2 separate regions of the Mus musculus genome follow, and region 2 is linked to region 1. The links are chromatin loops, found by intact Hi-C in ENCODE. Cell type or tissue: left cerebral cortex. All regions are shown on one strand. Each heading gives the region's core, and the rest is flanking DNA. Links, peaks and the distances in the headings are about the cores only. Region 1 holds the start of A730035I17Rik (RIKEN cDNA A730035I17 gene). Region 2 holds the start of Fgf5 (fibroblast growth factor 5).

Evidence for each region. Hi-C counts contacts between places; a loop is a spot of excess contacts. Peaks named below come from ENCODE experiments on the same cell type or tissue, not always from the same donor. Only the 100,000 strongest peaks of a DNase experiment are listed, where the experiment ranks them.
Region 2: a loop joins it to region 1, with 6 times the contacts of the local background. A loop is called at or near these places in 5 of 42 quality-filtered maps.

What each region holds. Positions count from the first base shown.
Region 1 is chr5:98,182,006-98,197,411 of GRCm38, reverse strand. Prdm8 (PR domain containing 8) reads right to left here. Exons shown (of 4, transcript NM_029947.2): 2 at 13,903-14,123; 3 at 12,723-12,951; 4 at 9,964-12,388. The coding sequence starts at 14,121. The coding sequence ends at 10,770. A730035I17Rik (RIKEN cDNA A730035I17 gene) reads left to right here and starts at 11,428. Exons shown (of 3, transcript NR_153823.1): 1 at 11,428-12,368; 2 at 12,644-12,694; 3 at 13,860-14,294. In left cerebral cortex, for the core only: CTCF peaks have their summits at 6,188 (motif pointing left) and 11,964 (motif pointing left); DNase peaks (open chromatin) are centred at 10,860, 11,279, 11,986, 12,262 and 4 more places; H3K4me3 peaks cover 2,270 bases; H3K27ac peaks cover 1,523 bases.
Region 2 is chr5:98,247,352-98,262,757 of GRCm38, reverse strand. Fgf5 (fibroblast growth factor 5) reads right to left here and starts at 8,574. Exons shown (of 3, transcript NM_010203.5): 1 at 7,998-8,574; 2 at 712-815. The coding sequence starts at 8,346. In left cerebral cortex, for the core only: a CTCF peak has its summit at 10,123 (motif pointing left); DNase peaks (open chromatin) are centred at 7,396, 8,100, 8,233, 8,535 and 2 more places; H3K4me3 peaks cover 2,771 bases; H3K27ac peaks cover 1,118 bases.

The DNA of each region.
Region 1 (15,406 bases), core at 4,673-12,672:
AATCTGTGCATCCGATCCACTTCACAGTAACACGCTGAACTACGAGAGTTCAGATGTTTAACTGGTGTTCAAGGCACAGGAAACCTAGCTGAGCACCCAGCACTTGGGAAGTCATGACTACTGGAGGAGACTCTACAATGATGAACTTACTAAAGCTACACAACCCCTAATCTGTGAGCAGTTGTCCTTATACCCACAGGTAAGTGTAGTCTTCACCCTTCATTGAGGAAAGGCCTCTTTGGAGCAGAGACCACTGCAGGAAAAAGCCACAGCCAGTGAAATGGCAGAGCCACAGCCAGTGAAATGGCAGAGCCGTGGCTCTCAGTCCTAATATGTCTATAACACACCCCCACACTAAGTGCTCAGGGAACCCTGTGAAAAGGGGGGTGGGGGTGGGGGGAAGGGTGGGTGGGCAGAGAGATTGTAAGAGCCAGAGGAGCAGGGTGTTTTCTGTGAGACAGGGTCTTCTGGTAGCATCAGAAGCTACACTCGTAAAGTCTCACCAAGAGGACCACCCAACAGAAGCTGAAGGGGCAGAGCAGCAATGAACAAGCAAAACAGCCTGGAGAGGCATAGGAAGGGCGGGGACCCACGGGTCCTCAACCTCAAAGAACTACTGGCAACTGAGTAAAGCTGGAGATGAGAACAAGGAAGGCCTCTCCAGGGAAGAGCACAGAGATTGGTTATCCAGTGCCACGTGGTTAGCGCTTAAAACATGTGCATAAATAACTTTGTATGCGCTCAACAGGTCATAGTTAGGAATCTATATGTGTACGCATGTGTGCGGGCAATAAAATTAGCAAAAAAAGGGGGGCATGGTTTTGAGGGGGGATGCAGGGGAATGAGGAGGCAGGCGTATATGACAGTGTTTGCAAGGAGGAAAGGGCAGGGGGAATGTTGTAATTAAATGAGAATTAAGAACCAACCTAAGAGAACCTCTTAGATGTGATCTAACCCACAGAGCTTTTCTGCCCACTAGAACACAGGACTCAACCCCAGACACTAAAAAGTCTTAGAAATTAATTTGAAATGGAACTGGTCATAAGTAATTTTTAAATTTTTCAAAGGCTTTCAATAGGAGACCGCAATGGAGAGCTATCGGTCTAGATTTCCAAAAAGCGATTAGAGAATTATCCCGAAGCTTCGTTAAAATATGAATCCCAACAGTCTCTAGCCACTCCCATTCTTATTCTGAATTTCCAGGAGCATAACACAGCCCAGTTACGAAACTTGCAAATAGTGTCTAAAGTCTAGGAAGCTATGACCTCATCCTTCTTATTTTATAGGTGACAATCCAGGAGCTTAGAGACCTTGCTTCACTCAAGGTCTCACAGCAAGGAAATGGCACAGCCAAAATGGAATTCAATGTTTGATCTTCTGACACACGGGATGATTTTCTTTTTCTTTTTTATGAGAATTCTGAGTGTTTATGGAAAACTATAGGAACTTTGAGATGATTTTATACTTATGGCCGCTGTCAGTGTACCGTCCCTTTTATTAGGGTATCCTGACACGTCTAGAGGCCTAGAAAGGCAGAATTTTCCCAGCCATGTTTATACAAAGGATAAGTTCCAGGAACTCAGTGAGCTCAAGGGCCACAGACAGCATCCAGTCTGGTGGGTGCTTGTATCTGCACTGCGTTCTACTTGGTATTGCTAAGACCTTCTACTCTGCCACCTGAGACACTGCCCCGAGCCCTATATGGCAAGAGAATACAGTAATCCTTAGTGCAATAGCAGGTACGAAGTAGAGACCCGCTGCCTTGGCACCAGCGGCAGAAGCACAAAGACTTAGACCCATGCCCCTGTCAGAAAGTGGTAGCACGTATGAAGGTTATTGCTGACAGAGACAGGGTCATGGGTGGCTGGTGGGCTAGACCTAAGGACAAACTGATAGCTCAAGTGATTCTCAACGTTTCTGCCATTAGCTTTTCAAAAAACCTGGGCTCAAGAGAGTTCCTGGGAACTTTGTGCCAGATCCTGAAAGGGCACACATACAAAACAGCTGTGAAGCAATTTCTGAGAGCCCCCATGTGTCAGTGTCTATAGAGTGAAATGGGAACAACTGCTCGGGTGCTGACACATGAACATTAAACAACTGCTTCTGTTTAATTTATAAGTACTCTCAGGCTGGAGAAGTGGCTCAGAGGTTAAAAGCATTCTCTGCTCTTCTAGAGGTCCTGAGTTCAATTCCCAGTAACCACATGGTGGCTTATAACCATCTATGATGAGATCTGGTGCCCTCTTCTGGCCTGCATGCATATGTGCAGGCAAAACATTGTATACATAAGTTTTTTGTTTGCTTGTTTGTTTTTTTGTTTTTAAATACTTTTACCAGGGGCTTTCTCACATCCTCACACTCTAAAAATACTTTTTAAGTATTTTCTTTTATTTTTGTAGTTATTTTGCCTGCTTCTATGTATGTGCAGTACTAATACATGCTTGGTGCCCACAAAGGCAGCAAAAGATATCCAGAAGAGGGAGTCAGATCCCCTGGAACTGGAGTTACAGATGGCTGTGGGCAGCCTTGCAGGTGCTGGGAATTAAACCCAGGCGCTCTGAAAGAACACCCTGTTCTCTTAACACCTGAGCCATCTCTTCAGTCCCATTCTCATAAGTTTTATTTACAGAATCACCTTGGTCTTTAGTGGAAAGGAAAGAGCCAACTGTGGCCATCTGAAATGCAGGTAGAACAGTGCTGAAGAATTAGAAGTGTGTACTTACAACAATAGAAAGCAGTGCGCATTGTGTCTCGGGGACAACGCCGTTTCCCACAGAGGCAGCTCTGGCATTTCTAACAGCAGTAAGGCTGTTTTTAACCTCTTCTGCAATTTTAGCTAAGGACAGATACAACTACTCGCTAAGATTCCTGTCAACTGTTGAAAATTAAATGGCTCTGGCTCCCCTGAGAGCCCCATGGGGTCTCTGGTCTTGCCTACAGTGACTTCGAAGTAATCTCTTCCTATAGGGCATCTACAAAGTCCTTTGGATTCTGGTTTTGTTCCTTTGTTCAAGTAGCTGCTAATGTCTATTACTGTTCAAAATGAATATTCTTGGGTTGGTAAAATGGCTCAAGGAGTAAAGGTGCTTACAACCAAGCCTGCTGCCCCGAGTTTTATCCTCAGTACCCACATGATGGAGGGAAAGAACTCTGACATAGACACACACAGCGCACACGTGCCCCCCACTATAAATGAATGGACATAATAATAATGAAGATGAGAATTATTAAGATTGTGAATCTCGTGGAGATAGCCTTTATTTTCAGTTGTCACTGTATGGTGTCCATGGGACTGTGATGTCATAGCTGCACCTTTACTTGATTTTCTAGTTGACTAGAAAATCCTGCATCCTTGAGGAGACTTCTACAAAAAGGTAAGGTGACAGGCACTCAGAAACAATACACCATTGAGCTTTAGATTTCCCCTCCCACCTAGTAGAGTGTCCCATGCCTGTCAGCTCAGCAACTGTGAGGATGAAGCAAGAGTTTTGAGTTCCCAGGCAGCCCAGGTTAGGCATGAAGATTCTGTATCAACACACCAGCCATAATAATAGTAATAAAACAAGAGGGTTCTTTTCAAATGTGTGCGAAAGGAACCCTTCCCTTGATCTCCGGGGAGAGAAGCTGGTGTGTTTGTGTAGATGCAGGAAACCCCACCCCTCTACATTTCAGTTGTTAAAAGTCAATGCATTTTGAATATTTAAAGGATTTGAAAAGCTCAAAAGTGAGCTGACGGCAGTCATATAACCTGATGTGACTTGTTTTATCATGCTGTTCTTTCCTAGGTATGGGATTCCAGTTTTGAAAGTTACCTTTTCAGCTGAGCGTGGTGATGCACGCCTTTAATCCCAGCACTTGGGAGGCAGAGACAGACGAATTTCTGAGTTCGAGGCCAGTCTGGTCTACAGAGTGAGTTCCAGGACAGCCAGGGCTACACAGAGAAACCCTGTCTCGAAAAACCAAAAAAAAAAAAAAAAAAAAAAGTTACCTTTTCTAAATGTCTCTGCTGGTTTTAGGTTTAGGCATGTTTCGAGGCTTAATAAGCCAGAACCTCAAAATCAAATACCTCTGATGTGGAAACATTATCACCCTGGGTGGAGAGGTCCCTCCACCCACCAATGCTTTCTTTTTTTATGTAGATGTTCCAAAATTAGAAATTATATGGGGGGGGGGAAGAAAGGCCATTTTTTAAAAAGTCTAATATAAGTTGAAACTTTTATCTTGGCTATTAACAGCACTGGTGGGGGGGTTTAGATGCTCCCACTTTGCTTGAGGGAGAAAAAAGGAGGAGGAAGGACTTGATGTGAGAGCAATGGAAGATGGGGGGGGGGGTCGGAGATGGAATTCAGTTAGCAGATTAAACATCCCTGGAGATCAGCTTTCACACACTCAGTATTTATCCCGGCCTGGTCTCCTTTCTAAAGCCAGCAGTTAACTTGCACTCTCCTTGAGAGCACTGAGTGGAAACATTAATTGCCCTCCTGGAATGGAATGCTACCTTTAATCTTCCTGGGCCGGCTCTGGAGTCATACTCCCCTTATGTTCTTTCTGCGACCCACTTTGGAGCCAGGAGGAGAAGCAAACTAAGACTTTTCCTTCTGTGACTTCCCTGGATTTCCAGGCTGGGTGTCGCTGTTTGACCACATTTTGTCTTTCTTAAAGATCCAGGGGGGATATCTTGCCAGAGAGGAAATCAGATCTTAATTTACTTTATTTGAGAGAAAAGAAGTCATCAAGTGCTTTTGCAAAATAGTAATAATTTAAAACTTCACTAGCGGAAAAAAAAAAAAAAAAAACAGAAAAGATTACTTGAGTTGCACAAGCAATTTCCAATTTTGTAATACTGGCACAGCTGCCCAGAGATGACCTCAGAGAAAAGGTGTAGCTCTGGGGCAATAGCCCAGATTTTAACCCTGGAAACAATCCACACTGAGCACCCCACCATTCCCCCTCCCCCAAGGACAGAAGTGATGTGTGCATTCCTCTTCTGAAACCTGGGAAATGGGCACAGGGATGACATTTAGAGCTGGTGACTGAGCATTTTGGAGAGAAGTGGAGAGATAAAGAACTGACAGTTACTTTAAGTTATTATTATTATTTACAAACTTTGTATGCCTATGTCTCTTATTTTACAAAAAAAAAAACCCAAAACCTAAAAATCTTAACTATCTCAATTAAGTATCTGTTCCCCCAAAGAACACACAGAAAAGGGGGCTATGATAGGTGTTTTCAACTCTCCATTTTTAAAGGTAATTATGATAAATACAGAGTCCTGTAGCTCACAGCACACCTTTAAATACTGAAAAGCTGAAGCCAAAGCCAGGGGTTCCTTTGCATGATATTAACAGACACATCAGCTCAGGAGGCCTCATGATGGGGGGGGGGGGGAGGTACACACTGGCTCAAATACTGACCACAGCAGGCCTTCCCAAGTAAGGTGCTCTGTGTCATATACCAACCAGGAAGAGAAACCATCTACTTCTCTAGGTTCTGATCACTCTGTCTGTGACAGGATAAAGTACAGTTTGGATTCTCTTTATGATCCTTTCTGTCTTTATAATCATGGTGGCTTATCATTTATAAGACCTGACTTTAGTCTCCTTGTAGCTAAGGCAGCTAAAACGATATGCAAATAAATGAACCTGAACTTGGCTTGATTTGTCACACATTCCCTCCTCAACCCCAGTGGCTCTCTCCTAAGCTTCAGTTAAGACATTTGTAAGAGAAGTCTTACAAATGGTTACATGTGTACCTCCAAAGTCAACTAGTGATGGTTTTCACCTATGGTTAAAAATAATCCAAGACCATTAGAGAAAGTTAAAAGGCCACGAAAGACTCCTCATAGAGGTACTCAGGACAATAAATAAGGAGAGAATAAAAATCTATCCTGGCCGGGCGTGGTGGCGCATGCCTTTAATCCCAGCACTTGGGAGGCAGAGGCAGGCGGATTTCTGAGTTCGAGGCCAGCCTGGACTACAGAGTGAGTTCCAGGACAGCCAGGGCTGCACAGAGAAACCCTGTCTCGAAAAACCAAAAAAAAAAAAAAAAATCTATCCTGGAGGGGCTAGAGAGATGGCTCAGCAGTTAAGAGCACTGACTGTTCTTCCAGAGGTCCTGAGTTCAATTTCCAGCAACCACATGGTGGCTCACACCCATCTATAATGGAATTTGATGCCCTCTTCTGGTGTGTCTGAAGACAGCTACAGTGTATTCATCATTTATAGGTCAGTTCACAGACGGTATTACTCACATTCTAGAAAAGAAACATAAACAGCTAGGCCACAAACTTTGGAGCAGATCTACTGACTTCTGACCACTATTATTTATATTCTACCCAACTAAATACCCACCTCTCTGTTCCAGATTGACAGCCACACTAACCATGCTGAGCCATGAGGGAATGGGCTCCTTAGTTTTCATCCACTTGGGTAGGTTGTGAGGATTAAACTAAGCCAATATAGAAAGAGTATGTAAAATACTTCCTACCTGTTATGTGCTCAAACATGTGTTAAAATGTCTATGCAGTTTGTATATACTAAATGCACATGTTTATATATAGATGGGCATGTGTGCAAACCTACATTCCTGTATATATACAACTTGGAAGAGGAAGTGTGTGTGTGATGTGTGTGTTTTGGACAGTCCATCTCTTCCAATCCCAGGAATTTGCAGTCTAATCTTCATATGGAACTACTAATGCCAGTTGCCTGAAGGGCAGAGCTTCCAAGGAGATTTTCCTTATAAAACTGGGAAGGAAAAACCTCTACAGAAGCTTAGGAGACCAAGAGACAGAAAGGTCATCAGAGTAAGGGGATGAGAACGAGAGAGAGAGAGAGAGAGAGAGAGAGAGAGAGAGAGAGAGAGAGAGAGAGAGAGAGCAGGAGATACTATAGAATCAGCTCTATTGATTCCAGAACCTGAGCTTGAGTCACCCAGGAAGAAAGAAGGGAAATCTACCCTCCCCACACCCCTACCCTGGGTGCTGACCTTCCCGCTGGGGCTGGGCTTAGGGCTCTGCCAGATCCCTGGGGCCGCTGCTCCAGCCTTGAAACTTACAGCATACCTTGGGCTGGCGGGAGAACCATTCTCCATCTGAGAAACAGAATGGGAGGAAGAACTGGACCTCCCCTCCCCCCGCCCGCCCCCAGGTGAGGTTGCTCAGGGACTTCAGTTCTCAAATTCGCCCAGGAGGAGGGGGAAAGGGCACTTCGTCCCTTTCTGGACTTTTCTGGTCCTTGTTTGTTCAACAATTTCCCATTAGAGGTAACGTTCACTGGCAAAATCGCCTAAATGACTGAAGCTATCAGGGATAAGTTTAGCAGGGGATAGGAAGCCACAGTTCAGAGATCCTACGCAGGACCCATCACTCAATTTGGGTAGCAGAGCACAGCCTGTGTTTGCAACTAGTTCCTGCCCTACTGAGACTGCCACACTCCAGGCTCGGGGAGTACTCGGGATGCCAGCTCAAGGCTGCTAGGACTTGGTAACTTTCCCAGATAAGATTTCGTTTCGGACTTAACTCTCCAGTGCTGTACATTCCAGCGGATACACGTGCGTCCCTTCCTGCCCCTTCCCTGTTCTGCAGGCCCGTGGGTGAATGCTGCACCCCATAAAGACACCCTGTAACATATGGGCTCCTCCATGCGCAAATGTTTAGAGAAGGAGACCCCAGATGCCAGATCACTTCCCGGGCATGATTCCAGCGACTGGGATAAAACAAATGCTGGGACGCAACTGGCTGACTTTGTGACCTGCTTTTCCGGCAGGACACTCAAAGCTCAGGCCACCTGCGTGGCCTGGAAGCTTGGGACACCTGGCATGAAATTTGTGGAGCCAGCTTGCCGCGGAGCCCCGTGACCTGGTTTCCTCCGCAGCTGCGTGCAGGCATTAACACCGCTTCAGCCAATGACCTCAGCAAGGGGAGATTTGGAATTCTAGAAGCTCTCTTCTGGGAAAGGATCGCTGTGCATCTGACAGTGCCCCCTTAAAGGAAAACAAAGTTTGCCTTGGCTAATGGTAAGTTAGTTTTGGGCATCCTTCCCCTACTACTCCCGCCAAAAGGGTTTGTGCACAGAACGATCTGCATAGCCAACCCCGGAACTAACTAACGTATTTGCCTACCTGGATCGCCTAGGAGATAATTCATCCATTGGGAGACCTTCTGCTTGAAGGCAAGTGTAAGATAATAGCCAAACCAAAGAGAATAGTGAAGGAACTAGCTTTTCTGCGCGTGCCCTTCGGAAACCCCTTTCCAGGAGCAGTATTCGCTGAACTTTTCCCAGACAATTCATTTCTGTCTGAATTCCCACTGATAATGAAGCTGTTTAAGTGAAAGTTGAAGTTTCAGAAGGATCGGATAGAATAGGAAAGCAAATTCAAGTATTTTTTTTTCCTTAAAGGTAATTCCCAAGATGGCCTGTGCTTGCTCATTTTTAATAAATTTCTGTTCCAGTAATACTACAGCAGCATCCCAAGCATAGAGTTCAATCCGTCGGACACTGTGGTGTAGGCAACACCAAAGGACTATTTTCTCTTCACACCTAAGTATCGTCCCATGTTCCTGCTGCTCAGTTTTCCTCACAACTCATCTTGGGCGTTTTTGAGAAATCTCTCGTTAGGTCCAATTATTTGTTTCACTGGGAAAAACAAAAGAAACAAAAACTCTCTTCTGTGCTAGACGTAATTTGAAGACACTGGAATGTGCTTCCCTGGTTTTCTAGAAGACATAAGCAATCCACAGGTACACCAAATGATGTGACCAATGACAACACCAGCTAACATTAGCAGAGGCAAAACCAGTACGTTTTGGACCATCCTTTCCTTACTTACACTTGGAGCAGGTTGAGTGTAAAGTCATCAGACTATGTGGGGAAACTGAAAGCAGGCCTCAAAGGATTATAGTGCCAAAATAGTATTCGAATGACTCCAAGGTAGACAAACAGCTTTTCCACCAAAGTGGCCATATTCCCTGAATACATTTATCACCCCTACAACAGGGTCCCTGTTCTAAATGCAACTTGCTGTCTGGTGGCCTTAAAACAATGAAGGCTTCAAAATCCTTTAGGGAAAGTTTTTGAAAAGCCTTGAGATGAAGACATGTGTGAAGTTCCCACTAGAGATCTCTCCACAAGCATCCTTCACATGGAAGGGGGAAATCAACAAAAAGGGAGGTGTAGTTAAGGGTTCAATGGGGGGAGGGGGGAGGGGAGGGAAGGAGAGAGAGAGAGAGAGAGGTGTGTGTGTGTGTGTGTGTGTGTGTGTGTGTGTGTGTGTGTGTGTGTTGGTGGGGGTGAGGTTGCTGCAAAGAAGGCTCATTGGTCATTTGGTTTTTAGTGTAGAGGCTTCAGTGTACACCAGACACAAACATGATGTTCTCTAAGAACTGAAGTCAGAAGCCAAGATGACAGCGACTTTTCATAAAGAACCAGTTGGTTCCTCGGTATCTTTGTCTCAGGATCACTCCCAGATAGACATGTGTGGACACGGAGGCCTTTGATATACCATCAGCAAACCTCGGTCTTTCAAATTGTATTACTTGATAGATTCTCTATGTGTCCTTAATGGATGATAGGAAGCTTGAAGTTCTAGAATGTAGGACATCCCTTGGGGGAAGTATCACTACTAGATCCTAAAGTGGGCTTAAAAAATGCAGATTGGTCACTTATGTGGAGAGTAATTCTTTTCCTTCTGGAAGAGACACCTACAAAGTTCTGACAGGGAACCTGTATGGCAATTACTGCACCTAAGTGATTTGTCCTTGATCCTTAAACCCAACACCTTTCAGATAGAGAATCTTCAAGTGACAATCAACACCCTTAGGCTCAAAACTGGCTTGTAGTTAATACCTGCAGAGGAAGCTGTGGTCTCCTTGCTTCTTTTCAAGGAGTCAACGAAAAGGCATCAACTATCCAAAGTATTATACTGACCTAAAAATATTTTTTGTAAACTTTCCAAATATTTGCTTTGAGGAAAATAGTTATTTATTGTCAAAGCATCCAACATACCTGGATAAACTATACCGTTTAATAAATCTCTTAGGGATAGAAGAAACACATAACTATTCAGACTCCATGTCACTGGCACAAAATTACACTTTGTATTAAAAGGGAATACATATTTACATCATTGATGACATTCTTCACTGAAGTCCATAATCATTTCATGATACATGCACTTCCCCCTGGAAACTTAAACCGAATGGCGCCCCCCTTTTTATCCATTTTGTTTATTTTTGTAAGAACACAGCTGTCATCAGGAAATGCAGAACGCATCTCCTCTTCCTCCATTACTTTATATCTAAAATAAACTTTGTCCTTACATATAATTATTACATCTAAACCATAAGTGCTTAATAATTTAAGTAGAAACGTATGACAAATGCATCAATATGTTGCAATATATGACATTTTTTTAAAAATGTACTTTTGTTTTTGGGAAAGTGAAAATTCGTGCATTCAAAAGAAAACCCCGCTCAAACAACCCACCCAATCCAAAATCCACCATCCTGTGCATCGTGTGCGTGCGTCCGTGTGTGCGTTCGTGCGTGCGTGTGTGTGTGTGTGTGTGTGTGTGTGTGTGTGTGTGTGTGTGAAATTAAACATTTGGATGATGAGGCTCCTGGCGAGGGGAGGGACCTGTGTGTGCACGTGTTTGGTTGCAGTGTTTGGGGGCATAAGGTAGTGGTGGATGTCATCCTCGCGTGTCTGCTCCTGCAGGTGGCTTGACTGTGCGTGCACACGCGTGGAAAGCCGGAGTCTTTTACGCAACAATTAATTATGCGAGGTCATGTGCCGGGACAGGTGGTGACGCTCCCTGAAGGACTCGTTGCAAATGGGGCACTTGAGTTTCTCCTCCCGCCGCCGCTTCACCAGGGGCTCCATGGCATACTCCTTTTTGTGGTGAGACCGCATATGGTACACCAGGTCGGAGGTCATGCGGAAGGAGGCGTTGCATTTGGCGCACCAGTTCTGCGCGGGCAGACACAGCGAAGTGAAGGAGGGCGGCAGCAGGGTGAGCGCGGAGGGCAGTTGCAGCTGCAGGGGCCCGGCGGCGGCCGCCGCCGCCGCTGCCGCCGCAGCCGAGCTCTTGGGCCAGAAGGCGGTGGCGTAGAGGAAGGGGCTCTGCTTGGGCAAGCCACCGCCACCGCCGCTCGCCAGGGGCCCGCAGGCTCCGTTCAGGTCCGCTGCCCCCTGCAGCTTCACAGCCAGCGGATCGGCGGCGGCCGGGTAGAGTCTGGTGGGACCCACGCCGTCTCCCGGGTGACACGGCTCGAGAGCGCCCAGCTTCTGGCCGAGGACCAACGGGGACAGCTGCGAGAAGGAGCGCGCGGGCTGCGAGAAGGCGCTCTTCCGCTCGTCCGATGCGGCCGTTTGGCCGCCCCCCGAGCCCCCCGCAGTCCCCGCGGTCCCCGCGCCGCCACCGCCGCCCAGCTGCGACACCGAGGTGAAGGCGCTGCCGCGCGCGGGGCTCCCGCCCTCCAGCCGTCCGGGCAGAGAGCCTCCGGGACGCGGAGCCAGCAACTTCTCGGGGGCCCCAGGCGACCCCGCCGCGGGGGTGGACGAGCCGTTGCTGCCGCCGCCGGCGACACCGCCTCCCGCGTCGGGGTCCTCGGCCGTGCCCCCTGCGCCGTCTGTCGCCGCCGCCTCCTCCTGCAAGCCCACCGCGCGGCCCGCCTTCTTCACCTCCACGAAGGCGCTGCGCTTCGCCTCGCCAGTCTCCGGGCTGGGCGGCGCGAAGAGCCGGCCGTTCTCCTCCAGGCCGAAGTAGCTGCCGGCGGCGCGGTACTGCTGCGGCGTGCACACCAACTCCTCCTTGGAGGTCGCCAGCGGCCTCTCGGAGAAGCGCGCACGGCCGCCCGCCAGCCCCGCGCCGCCGCCCTCCGCCGCCGCCTCCTCTGGGAACCGCCTCTTGCCTTTGCAGCCGCCGGTGGCGACGCCGTCGGGACTCAGCTCCGCCTCCTGGTGGCCGCTGCCGCCACTGCCGACGCCCGGGGCCGCTACGCAACTGCTGCTTCCCCGGGAGTTTTCCAGTTCCCGAGCCAAGTTGTGGAAGTCCGTGGACGGCTTGGCGCTGCCGGCACCCGCGGAGCCCGGCGGGTTGCTCGCCTCCGGGGATGACGCGGGGTAGTGGTGTATGGGGCCGGCTTTGCAGAACTTGGGGCCCGGGATCAACGGCGCCTCCTGTTGCTGCTGCTGTTGCTGCTGCTGTTGCTCTTTACCACCGCCGCCGCCGCCGTGGTCCTTAGTGCCCAAGCCGCCCCCTTGCTCGTCTTGGGGATTCGCATCAGTGCTGTGAAGTCTCTTGGGGCAGCGGAATCGCAGATGTGCCACATAGGGGAACTCAAACTGGAAACGTTGGCTGCATTCCAGGCATGTGTAAGGAGACGACCCTGCTTAGTGAGCAAACACACACACACACACACACACACACACACACACACACACACACACACACACCCCACATGGTTAGTTAGCATCGCCCCTAGGCCACTTAGCCATCCTCCCCATAACAAATCCACTTTATCTTTCTGGGCTGAGTGCCCAAAAAAATGAATACACTATCCTATTTGGTGCAACTTACTTTCTTGATTTGTGCATTTACTAAGTCAAACGCTCCCCAACTTTTCCTTCCCCTTCTGTCCTAGTTCCATTCGGGACAACACCTCAGAAGCTTCGTCCACCCTATGATGTGCAAGGTGAGCCCAGGCACCCGAGCCAACCTACCGTTCATTTTGTGAGCTCTAGACGGGCAGAGCAAGAGCAATTCAGTCAGTTCTTTCCCGTACCAAACTAGTAACTCTTCATCTTTGGCAATCCTGCGGAGAGAGCGGTAGAACAGCTGTCCATTTTTTATATAAGCTTCGAGATTCTGTTCTTCCTTATCTCGGGCTGATTGGACCAGCCGCAGCCACATGAGACCTTCTGAGGAACCATTTGCCGCCGAAGTGTCTACCTACAGTATTTAAGAAAGACAAGAAGAGAGGGATCCACGTGAAAGACGGCAACCAGAGAAACCAGAGATATTTCATCTGTCTGGCTTTTGTTCTTTCCAAACAATTATCTGAAACCAAGTTTGCAAAAGTTGACCAAAGTCGAACTGCATCCCTGCATTTGTGGTCAATGGGCACAGTGGCCATCCTTTGCAATATTGGGTCAGTCTTACAGAGTAGCCTCTTTAGAATCTCCCTTTCAGTTACCTCACATGACAAAAGGAGAGGAAATTTCCCGTGTTTCAGAAGTAAAAGGCAAGTTCGGGTCTTAGTAATTATTCTATGGCACTCACGCCCATCTTCCTAACTGACATGAAGGACTAACAGCTTTACTTCATGATGAAAGACTAGGAACTCTGGGGTGGGGAAACTGGGAGTAACATTTAGCATGTAAATAAATAAAATAATTAATAAAAAAAGAACTACTAGGAAGAAAGAGGCCTGTTACAAACACAAACGTGGATTATAGATGCTTTGCTGCCAAAACAATTAACGTTTTAATTTAAATACAAACTCTGAACACTAGCTAATGTTAACTAAAGAAAGCAATAATCAGGCGATGGGGAGACCTCCCAGGTTACAAAATAAATATACTCAATACTTGTAAAAGTTCTCTCAAGGACTACTTAATATGTAAATAGCCCCAGTACTAACAAGGTCTCCTTAGCAATTTAGGAAGCCCTAATCTAGGGAACCCAGAACTAGAGTACCGATTCAGGCAACCTTGGCATTGTCTTTTTCTTTTTCTCAGTAAAATCACTTGATGATTTGAATCTAGTTTTTCTTTTCTAATTTTTGTTGTGTTCGCTCTGCTCTGACTGCTCAGATGATTACATTGTCCTTAGGATGTCTCCTTCCTCACTCCCAACAGGAAATTACCCTCAGACACCTCCATCACACTTGCTGAGACTCACCCGGAAGATGTAAGGTACTGTTCTCTTGTCCGTGGACTTGAGGGCTACGAAGGCTATGCTGTCATACAGGGAAGTATGGCTCAGTACACAGGGACCGAATATGGCGTTCTCTGGGATGTCGCAGGTTGTATATACACTGGTAAAAATGTCTGTCAGACACTGTTGGACAGCCTTGGCATCTCCATCCCAGATGCCTCTCTGGATGCCTGAATCCTCCATCACTGGAGACAGATACCCAGGACGAGAAGAGAGTTGTTATTGCCTTTTCTGCTACGAACCTCGGCAGAGCGTTTCCGCTACCAGACATATTTTCTTTGCACTTGCCGGCTTTTTTACATAGCTCCTACTTTAAAAATAAAGCCGATCAATCTGTCATGCTTTAAAGATGCCAACTTCGAAGTATTATTCCTTCCTTTTAAATAACTGGAACAGGAAGCATGGGAGCACACTTCCTGCTTGAGAAAAAGAAAATAGAGAGCCGGTGAAGACTGGAGCAGGCTGTGTCTATGCTACCTCGGGATTTATAGAGTGGGGCATTGGGGCGAAGGTAGGGCTTTTGTAGGTTTGTTTGCTTTAAAACCAGCATATGCAAAATTTCTGACTGCATAACTCCCCCCCCAAAAAAAAAACCCGCACTTTTAATCTTTGGGGGACAGTCCTGTCCTATGTACTAAGCCCAGTGTCTCATTGTGATTTCTTCTTTTCTTCTAACAAGGGGAGCAGCCTTAGCTAGCAGGCGGGGACCACGGAGCATGGCGAATGGATTTCAAGTGGAGTGTCAGGGCCACTAATTCTATGTCAGCTAACCTTTCTTTGCAGCCTACAAGAAGGGACGCATGTCTGCTCATTACCATAATCCAGCACTGTCCCTCTGAGGCTTTAATTAAAAGCAGCAAGCAGAGGTAATTATTTTTTCTCGACATGCTTATTTATGGATGAGGTTGAATCCCAGTTACCTTGTTATACAAGAGGGTGGATTGAGTCGCCTGTGGCCCATGAAGCGAGCAGGTATAGGGCAGGCTTGAAGTGTCCCCTGTCTGAAATTCTGTGTGTAATGACTGGTGAATTCTCACTTCCCTTGATACCACCCTGTTTGGGCTAGAAGGGGTCAGCCCTGCTTGAATGGTCCTGAGTGGGCCCTCCAGCTGTTTAATCCGCAGCAATTTAGAAGTAATGCCCCAGTGGCGGGCTCTCTATTAAGCCGTCTTACAGGGATCGTTTCCTTCCTCAGCCACTGGACACCCCCTGTAATACTTAGCACTTAAAGAAAGCAATCATTTAAATTATTTAAACTAGGTCTTAGTTAGCCATGCCATTTTTCTTGGGGAAATCTAACAATTCCTCTAAGTTGGTTTTTCCCTAGCAGTTTCACCAGTGACAGTGATTGTCTCTGTATTTATATACCTTAAGTGGCCGTGGGGAAAACCGATCTTACTCTTTTCTTGTTCAGCTAGCTTCTCATTAAAGAAAAATATAGGCGATGTGTATTTTGTTTAAATCAACA
Region 2 (15,406 bases), core at 3,854-11,853, 66 kb before region 1:
AAGCCCGAAGTTACTTTTAAGTGTGACACATATACACTAATACAAACAGAATCTAGATGTGGTAAAAAGCTAAGAAGCAAATAATTTTTAAAATGATTACAAAATGTGTAAGCACTCCGAAGAAAACTTTTGAATGCAAGATTAGTATTAAGTAATTATAATTGAAGTGACAGAAAAAAAAAAAAAGACAAGACAGAAATGCCCCTGCTTCCTCAAGCACAGTTTCTCTCTGGGAGGTGAGAGGCTTGGCGGGTGTCGCTTTTGTCCTTTACTTCCTTACATGGAAACATATATTACTTAGACCTCAAATTAATATCATGAGTAATCTGTAAAATCAATTAAGAACCCCTCTGTCTATTAAACACACATGCCACCAAATGTAAAGTTTATGTGAGGCCACGGAATAGCTCACTCCTGTGACAAGTCTCACAATGGCAATCCGTTTGCAAAGGCTGTTTACAAGTGCATTTACCCTTTACAGCCTTGAAGGTTCTATTTGTTTCCAAAACAAAGACATGTTCCAATAATGACTTACAGACAGATTCACAATTGGTTATACATACATATCATTTTTACCAGAAAAAAACCAAATAAGTTCCTTAGGCAAATGGTCTATCTTATCCACTCATTTCAAAAACAATCTCTTCACTTTGTTACAGACGCACAACCGGTGGAGCACTTTTCAACAAACACAAAGGGGTTTCTACTTACACTTGCATGGAGTTTTCCTTTTTTTGACATCGCTAAAAATTTGTTGCTGAAAACTCCTCGTATTCCTACAATCCCCTGAGACACAGCAAATATTTCCAAAATACCTAGGATGACAAAAAAATCCCAAAATAAAACACAGACTCTTCTACACAGAACTGTGAAGAATTCAATGTCTACTACGTCAACTGTTCTCAGTCCTTACTACTGAGATTAAATAAAAGAACATATAATGACCTTTTGTGACCTCCAACGTGTTAAAGAATGGCTAACAATGCGTGTACACTCGGAATGACTTATTTCAAGATTCAGGAACTTTACCCTGCTTCCTCAGTAATTCTGTATTTGCACATAGCAGGTTGTTTTTAGTAAATTTGACAATAGATCCTTCTCAAGCCCTGAAGGTATTGAGAGAGGCTTTTAAAATATTTTTTTCGGTAATTCTAATTTGTTACTATTCCACAAGTATAAAAAATTCAAAAGCCTGGAAAGTTATAATTTCTTACATAAAACAATCTTTTAAAACCATAAAAACCATACCTAAGATACTGAAAATATAAGTTACACTACTTATGTGAATTGTTTAATGAATTATGTTTTGAGACGTATTGCGCTTTAAATCATTTCCTAGAAAAGTGTGATGATCTACGATGTTGTGACTGTGTGATGCACAGTCTGTGTGTCAAGCCTTAGTCCCTTTATTTCCTGCAATCATTTCAAGACCCACATGTGCTGAGTCAAGAAACTGTTAACTGCAATTCCTCGAGGGTTTTTAAAAGGTTCAATGTGTGCTTTGCACATAGCTAGAAAGCCTGCCTAGTATATAAAGTCACAAAAGACTTTATATATAAATATGAGTGGGGAGAATATTCTTGTTAGTTATACACATGATACTGTTAAAATATAGAAACAGTGTATTTCATTAGAGCTGAAATAGAGCAATATAGTTCATTAGAACAGAGGAAAACAAAACAAAGAAAACTCAGAGGAGGAGAGAGCAGATCTCAACACTTGGACACAATTGTTTCAAGCATGTACCCTGCTTAGGGTATTGTGGAAATACCTCTGTGGAGGTGACATTTTCCTCAGGTGTCCTTGAAGTAGCATTCTCCCCTACAGGACTTGTGCACAATAGTTAATTTGCCCACGAGGGCGATGAGTGCATACAGGTGAATCAGTTTGTTGAAGAATTATTATTGCATAGCGCAAGCTGAACATCTGCAGTTCTCACAAATATTACCGAGTGCTCACTCAGCTCCGCCTTTAAACACTCAGAAGCTTCACAGAGAAAAGGGAACACCTGGGGAACTGTTTTGTTACTGTTGTTTTGGACAGTCTTAGCCCAGAATAAGAAAACCATTGCAGGCCCCACTTTACTGTTGTGTCTTTTCAGGAGAATGAAAAGAAACAGAACATAAAAAACCAAAACAACAAAACCAAACCAAACCAAACCCACCTTACCCAGAGCTGCTTTTGCTTATGTTAACAGACACTAGTGTTAACAGACACTAGTGTTAACAGACACTACTGTTCCACATATCATTTCCATTCAAATATTTCTAATTTTTATTTAGGTAGAGCCTAATATAAAAATTGTTTGATTGAGATACACATGCAAGAACTTAGAAGCATCGTCACTTTACCAGATACTGGCAAAGCACACAGAATACTTTGTAAACTTACATACATCAGTTTATATAGAGTATAATAGGTATAATTACATGGTGTATTTAACATTCTAAAATTTAAAATATACTCCACACGTGAGCTTTAGCTTTATAAAAAGACATAGTAGGATATATTATTATTAAAATATGGCCATCGCTTCTTACAAAAAGCTATATTTGAATCAGAATTTGGGAATAATATTGAAAGCTTCAGTAAAGAGTTCAAATATTTAGCTGATTCGGGGTGAACATGTAAACACCACATATGTGATCAGAAGTATGGAAGGGCCACGGCGAGAACTCGTCTGTGTGAAATGATTGACATAAGAAGACAATAGGGTTGGACCATGAGCTCTTCATGGTTGTCTTCAGGGTACTCATGCCTCTAGATTGCTAAGGGTGCATTCACTCATATACTAATGTAGACCAACAAACATTTTTTCTGATCCTTTTTAAATTCAATTTTTTTCTGTATCTTAATTTTTAGGAAGACAATGAACAGAGTTTTCTGTTCTCCTTACGGAAGTGTTCATTTTTATAAATGTAGATTGGTCCTACATTAATGAAAATATTCAGCAGCAAAGATCAAATTCTTATATTTTCAGCCTACCTTTTGAGATGTTGAAATTAAATGGCTTTATAAATATTGACTTGGTTTAAAAAAAAATAGGTCCTTGTTTAACTAAACGACTGTTTTCCGACCATAAGACCTTCCTTTAAGAACTCATTTTGGCTCAATTAACTTGTATCTCAATACACTGCATATTTTATTCTATGTGTGTTGATTATATACATTCTCATTGCAATTAATTTTAAATATGGGGAGATGATGAAGTAATGCCTATAAAAGTGTTATGTTATTACACATTGCATTGTCTGTATGATAAAAATCACATATTGCCCTATAATGGAAAGACTATGTAATTTTAAGATTTAGTGTTCCTAAAAGCTTAATAAGTATATATATATATATATATATGTGTGTGTGTGTGTGTGTGTGTGTGTGTGTGTGTGTATGCATGCATGTATGTAAGTGAGCATGTATATGCATATGTGTGTGCATAAGAATTGTTTTTCACATAGGCAACTTTGTAATTAATCTTTTAAATCTTAATGTAATTTTTACCTAATATTGGAGTCATTGTTAAAATCATAATTTCTAAACTAATATCAATGATTTCACACAGTCTGGTTTTCTAGAATACCAGCACAATCCTGCATGACTCACAATGGGCTTTCCATCTTTCTCTCTCCAAGAGAGCACACATCTCAGTAACTCATTCAAGAATTCTAGGAAATACTGTAAACCCATGTGTGTCAAATCGTGAATTAATACACCCCAAAGTGCATTTCGCTAAAGCTGACTTTATGAAGTCAGTATTATTTGTCCTCTAATTTTTAGGAGTTGGAGATGATAAACTTAAGGTAATAATTTGTTATTCACCCTGTGGATGCTAAGACAGTGTCCTTAAGCATAATTATGGAAAGTGATTGTCTCACAGACCTGCCAGTGACTGACTGCAATGCTGTGCTGTCTTGGGGACACCCAAGTAGACGCCTGTAGGGACCAGTGACTATCTTTGATGTTGCACTGTCTTGGGGACAACCCCCTTGCAGGGTCATGAGTTTTGAGTTGCTCTTACTATTTATTGTGTCTCTCTCCTGTTTGGGGATGGGTGTGGAGAACTCAGGATATACTCATATGCAGGTACTAAAGATGGTGTGTCATCTTTCCCAAGGTGTCTATGATTAGGAGAAGAGAGGAGAGACAGAGATGGAAGGAAGAAGCCTTTCTTAGTAAAATGTCAAGGTTGAAAGAGACAAAGTTTCTTGGTGTCTCTACCATTGGTCCTTAATCTGCCTACTTCAAAGGATGATTACAATAAGTTTCCCTCAGTAAGAAAAAAAGCATACATAGTTTTCTTTCCTGTTCTTTAGCTCTCTTAATATCAGAAGATGCTATTGATGATGGGGGACACATTATTACAGACTAGGAGAATAAAAGCTAAGAGAACATAGATATCACGTGTGTTCAGAAGCTTTCAATAAAGCATCTGAAATTTCCCAAAAGAAAAACATGGCGACACTGAAGTCTTTCTACTCTCATCCATGGTAACCGACATGCTCCTCTGCCAAGTTATCACATCTCAGTCTTGAATGATCCAATTTAGCTCTGTCTTTTGCTGATTAAATTATTGATGAAATCTCCCCCTGGAATTTCTCTGCACATTAAATTCTGGCTTATCCAGCCTGGGGTGATGTCTGATGAGCATATGATCCTGAAATGGATAGTCAAATCAGATTTTCAGAACAAAGTGTAACATTCAGGACTCTCTTAGTCAAAATGTGAATGAATGAAAGGTTCATATTTTGTGTGACTGCTCTGAATAGCTGTCACCTAAAGCTTTCCCTCTGAACTGCTATCTCATTCCATAGTTTTAATGGCCCCAGGTAAGCCAAGTAAAGCACTGTATGGAAGCTAGACTTGACAGCTTGTAAGGGAAAGCAGCTGTTCATTTCTCTTCAGGGTTAGAGCTCATAGCCCCTGGTTGTGTCCATTCTTCATCTTTCCCCAGCATTTCCTTCCTACAAGGGTTCATATGCAAGATGCCAGATACCATATTCTGTCTGTAAAGCATGGTACCCACTATTGAGTGAGGCAAACCAGGGCCTGACTAGTTGAAGTACCGAAAGGGACGTTTCAGTATCTGTGGCTAGAGCATGGTTTTGATAGTAAAACTAAACAAATCTTCATGATTGGCAAATATATTTATTATCAAGTAAAAATCGACATTTTATCTAAAAAAAAAGGCTCATTGAGGCATAAAAACAAAACAAAACAAAAACACCTTCATACTGAGGGTTATTTCCCCCAATGCATTTCAGTCTTTCTTGTGAGAGAAAAACACGTTTCCACATATAGTCTAAGCAATACATAGTCTAAGGTATATATATATATATATATATATATATATATATATATATATATTGCACTGTAGTAATCAGTTGCAAGTAGATGCTGCTTTTTCTTCCATGGCTACCTAAGTGTAAAGAGCCATTTTAAGTTTCCAAATCCCATGCCTTTCCACTGCACATAAAATCAATTCATAGAGAGCTGTGTTGGGAAGTACTGATAACCGAAAGGACTGTGACTATGAGACTTAAGTTATGCTTTTCTTTGAGAAAAACCTGTCTGTGGAAGGCAAAGCCAGAGAAAATGTAAAAAAAGGAAAAGAAAACATGGCACATAAGTAACCAAAACACGCATTCTGAGGCAGACATCCTACATTGGGTACATGAATGAATGAACGAATGAATGCATGCATACATGCCAGTCTTTTGAAAGATACAAATTAAACTCTGAATGGCTGTTTAAAATTGCAAGGTTGGGAGTTAGGAAAAAGCTACTTACAAAGTTTTATAAGTCCCTGTCTAGGATACATCTCCTCTGGTTTGTGCCCACCTTTCAATGAGGATTTTAAATAATTTCAATGAGGATTTTAAATTAAAATTAGCCCCTGGATATAATATGTAGCTGGCTAGTTTCTTCGTTAGATAAATGATCTGTTGATCTGCTCTCGAGTTTCTTCATTTATGTTTCTGAAAAAACCCCTTCTAGCAAGGCCTGTACTGCAGCCACATTTAGCTTCAATGGGCTTTTTTAATGTTCTGCTACCAGAGCTCCCTAGCACTCCAAAGCTACCCCAGGCACAGGAGATCCCAACCTACTGCTAGCTACCTGCTATTGGGGTCTCTCCTGAGCAAGCAAGGGTTATATATACTTGGTGCTCATTCACAGCAACAAAGTAGAGAAAGTTTTTCTACAAGAGCTAAGAAAATTGTTGAGGTCAAGACTAAAGGCTGTCTTGTGGTAGAACTGAACCCTGCAAAATGAGGAGAATGAGCAGAAATATTGAAACAGAAGTAACATCTCCGAGGAGCATCAGAAAATCCACCCTTATCAGAACGGACTATTCCCTTCATACACAAAGACCAAAGTTTCTTTCGAACGTCAAGAGAAGGGGTCCAATGTGGACTATATTGGAAGCCCTGAGACTCAATGGGATGGGAGACCAGGGCCCTCTGTTGTGCATTGCTTCTCCTTCTGCACCTCAGCCGACTGAAGTGTTGCTCTCCAAAGACAAAGCAAGCAGCCGGCAGGCAGGCTTGGAACAGCACCTGTCGGGAAGCTACCACCGGATCTCACTAGCCTGATCCTCTTAACTCAATGAAAGAGACTGGTCGGCCAGCCATCCCACCTGTGCTTGAATTTCCAAACCCTCCCCACAGGCCCCAGCCGACTGTCAGCCCAACAAATAAAGCCCGTGGTTCTTGGAGCTGAGTAAACAAAAGTGTTCTAGTTTCTGGGGACGCTGGTCTAGTGAAGTGCACCCGAGAGCCACCAGGAAGACAAGAGGAGCCAGGTGACTGCGCAGCACTATCTCCTGGCCCCATTTCCGCTCTCCATGGGAGTCTGAGCGGTCCCTGCTGTGGCTTTTATCTGGAGGACTGAGCCCTGCTGGAAACCCGACCTGAACCTAGTGAGAAAACTGCTTGCAGGATTACAGAGACAACTACAGTCCCATGCATGCACACAGCTCCAAACCTCCGCTCACCTCAGCAGCTTAGAGCAGCGAGGGGAGTGCGAGTGATTAACGTGGTGGTCCAGAAAAGCAGATGGAATGGAGAAAACGCGGGTGGGGGTGGAAGCGAAGAGGAAAGGAGAAAGAGAGAACTCAGAAAAATTTCAGGTTGGGTGGTTGATGTTTTTTTTTTTTAAGTTATGCTCAATTTACAACCATTTCCAACCTCATCTGTAATTCTTTTAAAATTAAGAACTTTACTCCATCTGTCCCTGGAAACCAAAGGTTAACATTGTCAGGGTCTCAGCCTACTAAATGTTGTTAAACTCAGCACCGGACTTAGTCATAATACTGTCTGTCCGGTTTTCCAGATCATGTTGCTTTCTTGCAAGCAGAACTTTGCCCTTCCAAAACGCATGTACACGTAAATTCTACGTAGACCTGTGTAGTTGGTGTGCGCGCGCGCTTATGTACGCATGTATGTATCTACATATGTATGTATTCGTGTGAAAGATACCTAAGCATTCGGAGTTACATAGAGATATTAATAAACAAACATAATATGGGATATATAGGATATTTGTAGTTGGAGAATGGAAGTACTCAGATGGGTTCTTTTCATAAACGTAAATTATGTACAGGGAATAGAGATATACTTAACGCTTAAAGAAAAATGCGGTTCTAGTTCATAAGTAGAAAGAAATTGTACCAGGAGAAAGATTGTTACTTCTTTCATTATTATTATTATTTTTTTTTCTTCTCCAGCTAGAGTGGGTGGCTAGTCTTTTCGGCCCGGGCATTCTGGAAAAGAGCTGCCTGTCTCACCTCGGTAACCTCACCTGGGCTTACCCATGCTTACTACCCAAGACAGAAGGGTGCGTCTGCTCGCTCTGAGTAGACGCATCTCCACGAAACCCTACCGGACTCTTTCCAGAACCAGCAGAGTCCCAGACGCTAGGGCTCCTAGAGGTGCCTGTGGCCCAAAGGAATCTTGACCGTCCCTCCCAGAACAGGTTTTGTTGGAGAGTGAGCAACTTACTTAACACACTGGCTTCGTGGGAGCCATTGACTTTGCCATCCGGGTAGATCTGCAGATGGAAACCGATGCCCACTCTGCAGTACAGGCTGCCGGTCCGGCGCCCCGAAGGGCTCCACTGGAAACTGCTATGTTCCGAGCCGCTTCCTTGGCTGCCCGGAGAAGCTGCGACTGGTGAGGAGGCAGAAGACGAAGAAAACGTCGCGCTACTTCTGCCCCGGCTGCCGCTGGAGTCTCCCGGGTTCCTAGGAGGCGCGGGTTGCCCTTCGGGAGTGAGACGCTTCTCCCCGTGAGCCCAAGCGCTGTGGATCAGGTGGCTGCAGAAGATGAGGAAGAGCAAGGACAGGCTCATTCTTCCGGCCGCGGGGGTCCTAAGTGCATCTTGCAGGGCTGGCTCCGGGCTCCGTAGCCCCCGCGCGGCTGCGTGCCTCTGGCGCTGCCTCCCTCGCCGCACAGGGTGGACATAGCCTCGGGGAAGGGAGAGGGAGAGGGGGAGAGAGAGAGGCCACCCGAGCGGATCTCGGCGCTGGCACCGGGATATTTATAACGCCAGTGATCTCACTGCTCCGTGCACGCCTGCGAAGCTTCCCCTCACCCGCCGCTTTGTGTACTCACGGCCGGTACGGGGAGGGAGCGCCGCGGTCCCGGGGGCGGGGGTGTGAAGGAGGAGGGAGATGCGATCCCGGGAGTGGGAGGAGGTGTCTCGCCCTCAGAAGCTGCCCCCGGGACGCTGGCTGCGACCGTGCACGGGTCATGCAACCCAGCGGTTGTCAAGAGCCACCCAGTCACCCCACCCCCTGCCCGAGCCAGCGGCTCCGGAATCGGCTCCGCGCGCGCTGCTCTCCACGCAAGGGGCACGGACGGACGGCAACGTGGGCATGGGTTCCCGTCCTCTGTGGTCACATGTGTCCCAGCCAACTCACTCTTTACCCAGCACCCGCATTCCAGGTTGCTGGCCCCTGCCATCTGGAGCCTGGGAACCACTTTCCGAAGGGAACCAAAAACTGATTGGCAGCAGAACTTGGGAAGGTTTTGGGGTGGCCCAGGGTGGGAGAGAAGACTGGTTTCTCGCTGTTATTGATTTATTAAAGAACTAAGGTGTGCGTTTATTTCTCCACTAGAGAGCCACCCTGAATTGTTATGCCAGGTCTCAGGCTGCCCTCTAAGAAACTCTGTGGATGCACGACGTGTCCAGCTTTTTCTTCAGGAAAACCCATGTCTGTGTTGGAACAGGTGAACGCCCTCGAACATACACACACACACACACACACACACACACACACACACACACCAGACACACTTGAACTCCAGGCAAGGATGAATTGAGTCTGAACACCAGGACTGCCCAGTTGTCCTCTCTGACCCCATGATCCGTTGCCTGGAGGAGTTAGCCAACAGCTCTCTTCAACTTCCATTGACTGGAGGACCGACCCTAATGAATGATTAATGACAGGCCCCTGAATCTCAACCTAGGGAAACCTGAGAAGGAAGAATTTCCCCGTACGTAATGCTGGGGCTGTTATTTATCTGAGAAATATACCTGACTTGCATTCTTGGAATATTTCTGTCTGAAAACATATTTGAAACTTTAAACTACACTATGATATATCACTCATTGGTCACTTAAAATGAAAAGTCAATGAAGCCGCCCAATGGGGTCAACTCGCATCAATCATGCGAGATGTTAAGACATGACTTTATTAATTACTGAGTATCTGCTTCAGGCTTCCTATCTTCATAGTGAAAACCTATAAAACAGATGTAGATTTGTTTTCAGAATTGCAAATCTTCCGTGGATTGGGGACAAGGCAGCTGATAGCCAGTCACCTGATCAACACAGGAAATCGCCAAAGGGAGTAAAAGGAATATCCAACACAAAAGATTGTGACCTGAGGCTCGGTGCCCCTGGTGTGCACCACAGCACAAATCTCTCACAGGACAGCACTGAACTTTGAGAACAACACCAGTTTCCTTCCAAAGGGTCCATTTGAAGAGTCACTTCCGGGGCTGGCGAGATGGCTCAGCGTTTAAGAGCACTGACTGCTCTCCTGAGTTCAAATCCCAGCAACCACCTGGTGGCTCACAACCATCCGCAATGAGATCTGATGCCCTCTTCTGGGGTGTCTGAAGACAGCTACAGTTACAGTGTACTTACATATAACAAATAAGTCTTTTTAAAAATTAGCATGCTGATCTACTGTGTGTGCCTTCTGAAGAGGAAACCCTTAGTCTTACATGGTTTAGGCCACTTTTGGTGTCTCTGGATAACATCAGTAAGACTCTCGAGTGTCACTCAATCCACTGCCTAAGACTAACTTGGGTCACCAGCTCCCATCCTATGGAGTCTATGGAAGGACAGCTGGAGTACCTTCTTCCTTAGGCATCTGATCATCCCCCTGCTGCAGGGTGGGGGAAAGCAGAGGACTCTGGGAGTTTTCTAAAATTGAAACTCAGCCTCTTGACTTTTTACTCTTTGAGCTCCATTTCAGCTGAGGCAGTATCTCTGTGTTACTCTCATCTCTAGTAAGAACCAAGTTGAAGGTCAATTCCTTATCTCAGGGTGACCTAGGAAGGCTACCTACCACCTACTCTGCCTTTAGTCTGTCTCAGTTCAGGGCCTGGCCAGATGAACTTTTTCTGGCATTCGAGAGTTCGGGTGGGGCTCACTAAAAAGAGACAAACCCCAGCTGCTTTGGAGAAAGTGATTAAATTTGGCAAAGCAACTTAGCTCTCTTCTCAGAAGGCAGAAGTGTGTACATGTGCGTCTAAAACCCTGCCCCATTGCTGCATCTAAGCAAATAGAGAAATTGTCATTGATTTAATGTTTATGAAAGACTGTTAAACTGGGATTGTGTTTATTTAAGGGGTGGGGGCTGCAAAAACTGAGCCAAAGGAACTGAGACAATAACAGCATGCCTGTCACCTGCCAGTGAGCTGGGTGACCAAGCCAGCCAGCTTTCCTCTGCAGCTTAGCTAATGCTGCACACACCAGTGCTGTGCATACCTGCAGTGTTCACATCCTCTCTCACACATGACTAGCTGGTCTCAGCCAGAGCTGGGCTCAGAGGAAACTCTCTGTTGGAGGCAACAATCTCTCCTTTTAACGTCTTGGCTGCTCCCAAAATGAGTGTGACTCTATACCACATTCTCTCCATTCTCATGGGTGGCTTTCTAAAAGGCATTCACCCTAAGTCCCCTGCTGGTGTTAGTCCCCCAGTTGCTATTTATGAGCCACTGAAACCTGGACACAGTTCCTAAAAGCCTGTGCCCATAGCTTGCACCATGGTGTCATTCATTCCTCACTTCCCAGTCTCTCAGAGCTGAGAGGCTAGACCTGGAGGAAAAAAAAAAAAAAAAAAAAAAAAAAAAAAAAAAAAAACTATGTTCTTAGCTGTCTGCATTGTAAAGCTAGTAGTTCTAGAAGAGCCTGTGCAAGTACTCATTGCTGCCTAACAGAGCAATAAAACGCTCTGGCAGCTGATTGACTCCATCAATGACCTAGGCTCCAGGATAGGGGTGTGCCGTCTGTTCGGCCCCATCCCATCATGGTGGCCTTCTTCTGTCCTGTTTCCTCAGTCTCACATGCTCACTTTACTGATTTAAACCTCAAAATTGGAAGCCCCAACACCTCAGACTCCCTTTTCCTTGACCATAGAATCTGGACCCTTCCAATCTGCTCCTATTTGAGAAGAATATCAGCTACATCATTGATCTAGTTTCTAGCCCCAGAAACCCCATCTGTAAGGAAGACACAGTATAGACCTTACAAGCCTAAGAAGATAGAGGTTCAGGTGAAGGCTTCCTTTTACCTAAGGAACAGGTTCACTGTTAATGACCTTGAACTAGTTGTAAGTCAAGGCCTAGCTTTGCTGAGGCATCCCTCCTAAGTGTGCATCATGCAAGGACCAGGATGTGGGCAAAGATGCAGGTAATGACTAAGGGTGCATCACCCAGGGCAGTGCAAGCCATCCTACAGGCTCTCCTACCTGGAAGTAGACTCCAGTGCCAGGACCTTGCCTAGACTTCTGCCCCAAAGCTCCACTTGAGCCAAATCTCTGCTCCTGGCGATGCAAGTCCTTGGTGAGGTTTGTATGTCTGAGGGTCCGTGACTCATAAAACTGGAAGGTAAGGCCTCTTCTTGATATGAGGAGACAGTCAGAATCTTTTTTTGCCTACAAAAGCTGTCTTAACTCTGCTTTTAAAGGATTATGTGGCTCCCACCATTTCTGTCTCTCTTCCTTACTAAGAGGCTATGTCCACATAACAATACACACCATGTTGCGTTAGCCAGGTTTTCAGGGATGGCATATGAAGTTTCAAGAAGTTTGCTGTGGACTTCATGTGTATATTGTCTCAAAGTTCACACTGAAACTCTAAATAGTGGTACTTGGTAGTGGAACTCTGAGGAGTAAATGGCTCTGGGGATGAATTCCTCCTGAATCAGTGTTCTTATAAAAAGGGATAAGAAAAGACCTGGTTCCCTCCCCGCCCCTGCCACCATGTAAGAAAGTAAGAGCCTAGCCATAAGGTACCTTGATCTCAAACTTCACAGACTCTGGGACTGTGTAGCTCAGTTACGTGTTTTCTAAGCTATCCAGTCTCGAATGGTCTTGTTAAAACAGCTGAAGACAAAAAGCAACAAGGTTGTCTTGTGGGAAGAGTTAGGAGCTGACCTGTAGGGCCCTCAGACCATGCTGTTACCATGACCATCAATCACCTCCAGGCCTGGCTTCCCACCAACCAAGTTGGCAGCCAGCACAGCAGTCAAATTGCCTATGGCTACAGGATCAGGCTGAACAGGTTGAGAAAGGTAGGAAGGGCCTTCGGTGGAAGAAGAAAGCCAAGGAGAGCAGAAGAGGATTAGATCTCTTCCCTTGTCTTCAGAGTCCATTGATCTCTCTACAAAGGGGGGTGATGGTTGGAATTGGTCCCTGCCCTCTTTGGCATTTGTGGCATCAGATGTAAAGAGACCTCTGTAAGCTGAATGAACTCAATGAAGCCAGCTATATCTTTCTCAGTATATCTCAGTTCCCAGGCTTTTGAACTAACCTAGCGACTGTTCGTGTTTGAGCTTATGCATAAATTCATGCACCGATTTCCCCCCAAACACTGTCAAATGATCTCAGAGCACAAGATCCAACAGTGGGGAAATGACTAAAAGTATTAGATGGTCAGCAGTAGAAGATGAGATGTCTGGAGGATTATTTATTTATTATGCTAAAAGTCATAACTCGGTTTACTCAAGCCCTCCCTCCTTCAATACAGAGCCGTCTGCAGCCCTGTACAAGATCCATACACAATAGCAGTATGTGACAGATTGTTGTTACAGGCACGGCACTATCCTATCTATTTCTAATCACGTCAAAGAACATATTATGTGCCCATGGGGTAAGTTCCGCGTCCCGGGTCTCAGCAGGTTACCATGGGACACTGGGTGAGAGATCACAGGCTTTTTCCATCTGTGAAGAAGAAGGAAGACAATCAGGTTTGCTCTTTAGATAGGTCCATCTAACCCTCTGAATAGTTTATCTGTATTCAGAAAGGCAAGTCATGGCAAATAGGAAAGCATTAAGGAAGATGGGGGAAGGGATAGGAAAAAAGAGAAATGTTGAATTGTCACCTGGGACATGTCAAATGGAAAAGGTGGGATGCGAACAGCAGTGAGAGGCCCTAAGCTGATTGGAGAGTGCCAAACTCACAATGTTGTCTATTCACCAGCCAACCCAAAGGCTTCATTCAGGAAAGGACTCTGAAGACTCCTTCTCAAACTACGTGTGTGCACTCAAGTGATCGGGAAGGAGGAAGACATAGCTGTGCAGCCATCTGGAGACTGTATACAAAATTTGAAAGATGCTGTCAACAATAGCACATGTGGATATTTGTTTAAGTTTGGTGTGATGGTAGTTTTTGTTCTTCCAAGGAAAAAATGAATACATACTATTTATTTGTTTCTTTATTGAAACAGGGTCTTGCTAAGTAACCCTAGCTGACCTAGAACTCGCTATGTAGACCAGGCTGACCATGAACTCACTTACAGAGATCTACCTGACACTGTCTCTCGAGTGCTGGGATTAAAGGTGTGCACCTCATACCTGGTTTAGGCAAAACTCACTCAAGAAAGAGTTGTTCCATACTTTCTTTTAGAAGCTGAAATGGTGATTTTTAGCTTAGCCAAAAGATGCTACATACCAGAAAAAAAGAAAGAAAGAAAGAAAGAAAGAAAGAAAGAAAGAAAGAAAGAAAGAGAGAGAGAGAGAGAGAGGAAGAAAGAAAGAAAGAAAGAAAGAAAGAAAGGAAGGAAGGAAGAAAGAAAGAAAGGAAGGAAGGAAGGAAGGAAGGAAGGAAGGAAGGAAGGAAAGAAGAAAGGAAAGAAAGAAGAAAGGAAAGGAAAGGAAAGGAAAGGAAAGGAAAGGAAAGGAAAGGAAAGGAAAGGAAAGGAAAGGAAAGGAAAGGAGGGAGAAAAATATCCTTCTGTTGCAGCTTTTACAAGGCTTACTTGGACAGTCCTTCTGGTTTCTTCAAGCCACTCTTTCCTAATTAGGTAACAGCTAATTTAAACATCCAGACTGTTTATTCAAGTGATGTGGGAATTATTGATAACCCATAGTATATACTAGCTGGAATTGAATTCTACCCAATACCCCCATTCCTCTCACTTGCAAACCAAGAAATCTAAAGTAGAACACAGCTCTAACTTATGTGAATCAGTTTGATTATTATGACCATAGATACACAACCAGAAAATCATGTTGCTATAATTTGTGCCTGGGTCTGATACATTTGTTTTCCATCCCTGTAGCTGCCTGGGTTAGAGCAATGAAGGATTTCCAGCCTTCGTAGCCTAGCTCCTGGATGAGAGACCAGGGAGAGGGGGGAGGGGGGACAGAGAGGGACAGAGGGGAAATGGAAAGAGAGAAGGGGAGGGGGTATGAGGAAGGGAGAGGAAGAGGGATGGGGAGGGGGAGAAAAAGAAGGAGTTCTGGGCACAGTAGTCAGCAAGGCTTGCCTGCAGTTCCTCTGTTCAGTGAGGAGGTGGATCACGTGGAACCCAGGAGTTGGAGGCTGGCCTGGGCAACATGGCAAAAATCCTGTTTCACAAAGAGCAGGAAGAGGGAGGGAGGAGGGGAAATGGGGGGGACAGGCGGCCATGTTACCTTTTGTAAATCATTATGGTTGCCCTGTCTTAGAGGTTCCTGCACAATTCTGAAGAAAAGAAGTAAGGAGCAGACAAGGCATGCCCCTCAAGGATCAAAATTCGTATTGCTTATGAATGAAGCAGTTCCTGAGGTGACCAGAGAATGCACAGGAAGACTTGGTGTGGCAGCAGTCACTCCTGAGTGAACGAACATACTGTGGTGCTCTCATTGGTATCCATTGTCTCACCTCTCCTGCTCTACACCATCGAGGGCAAA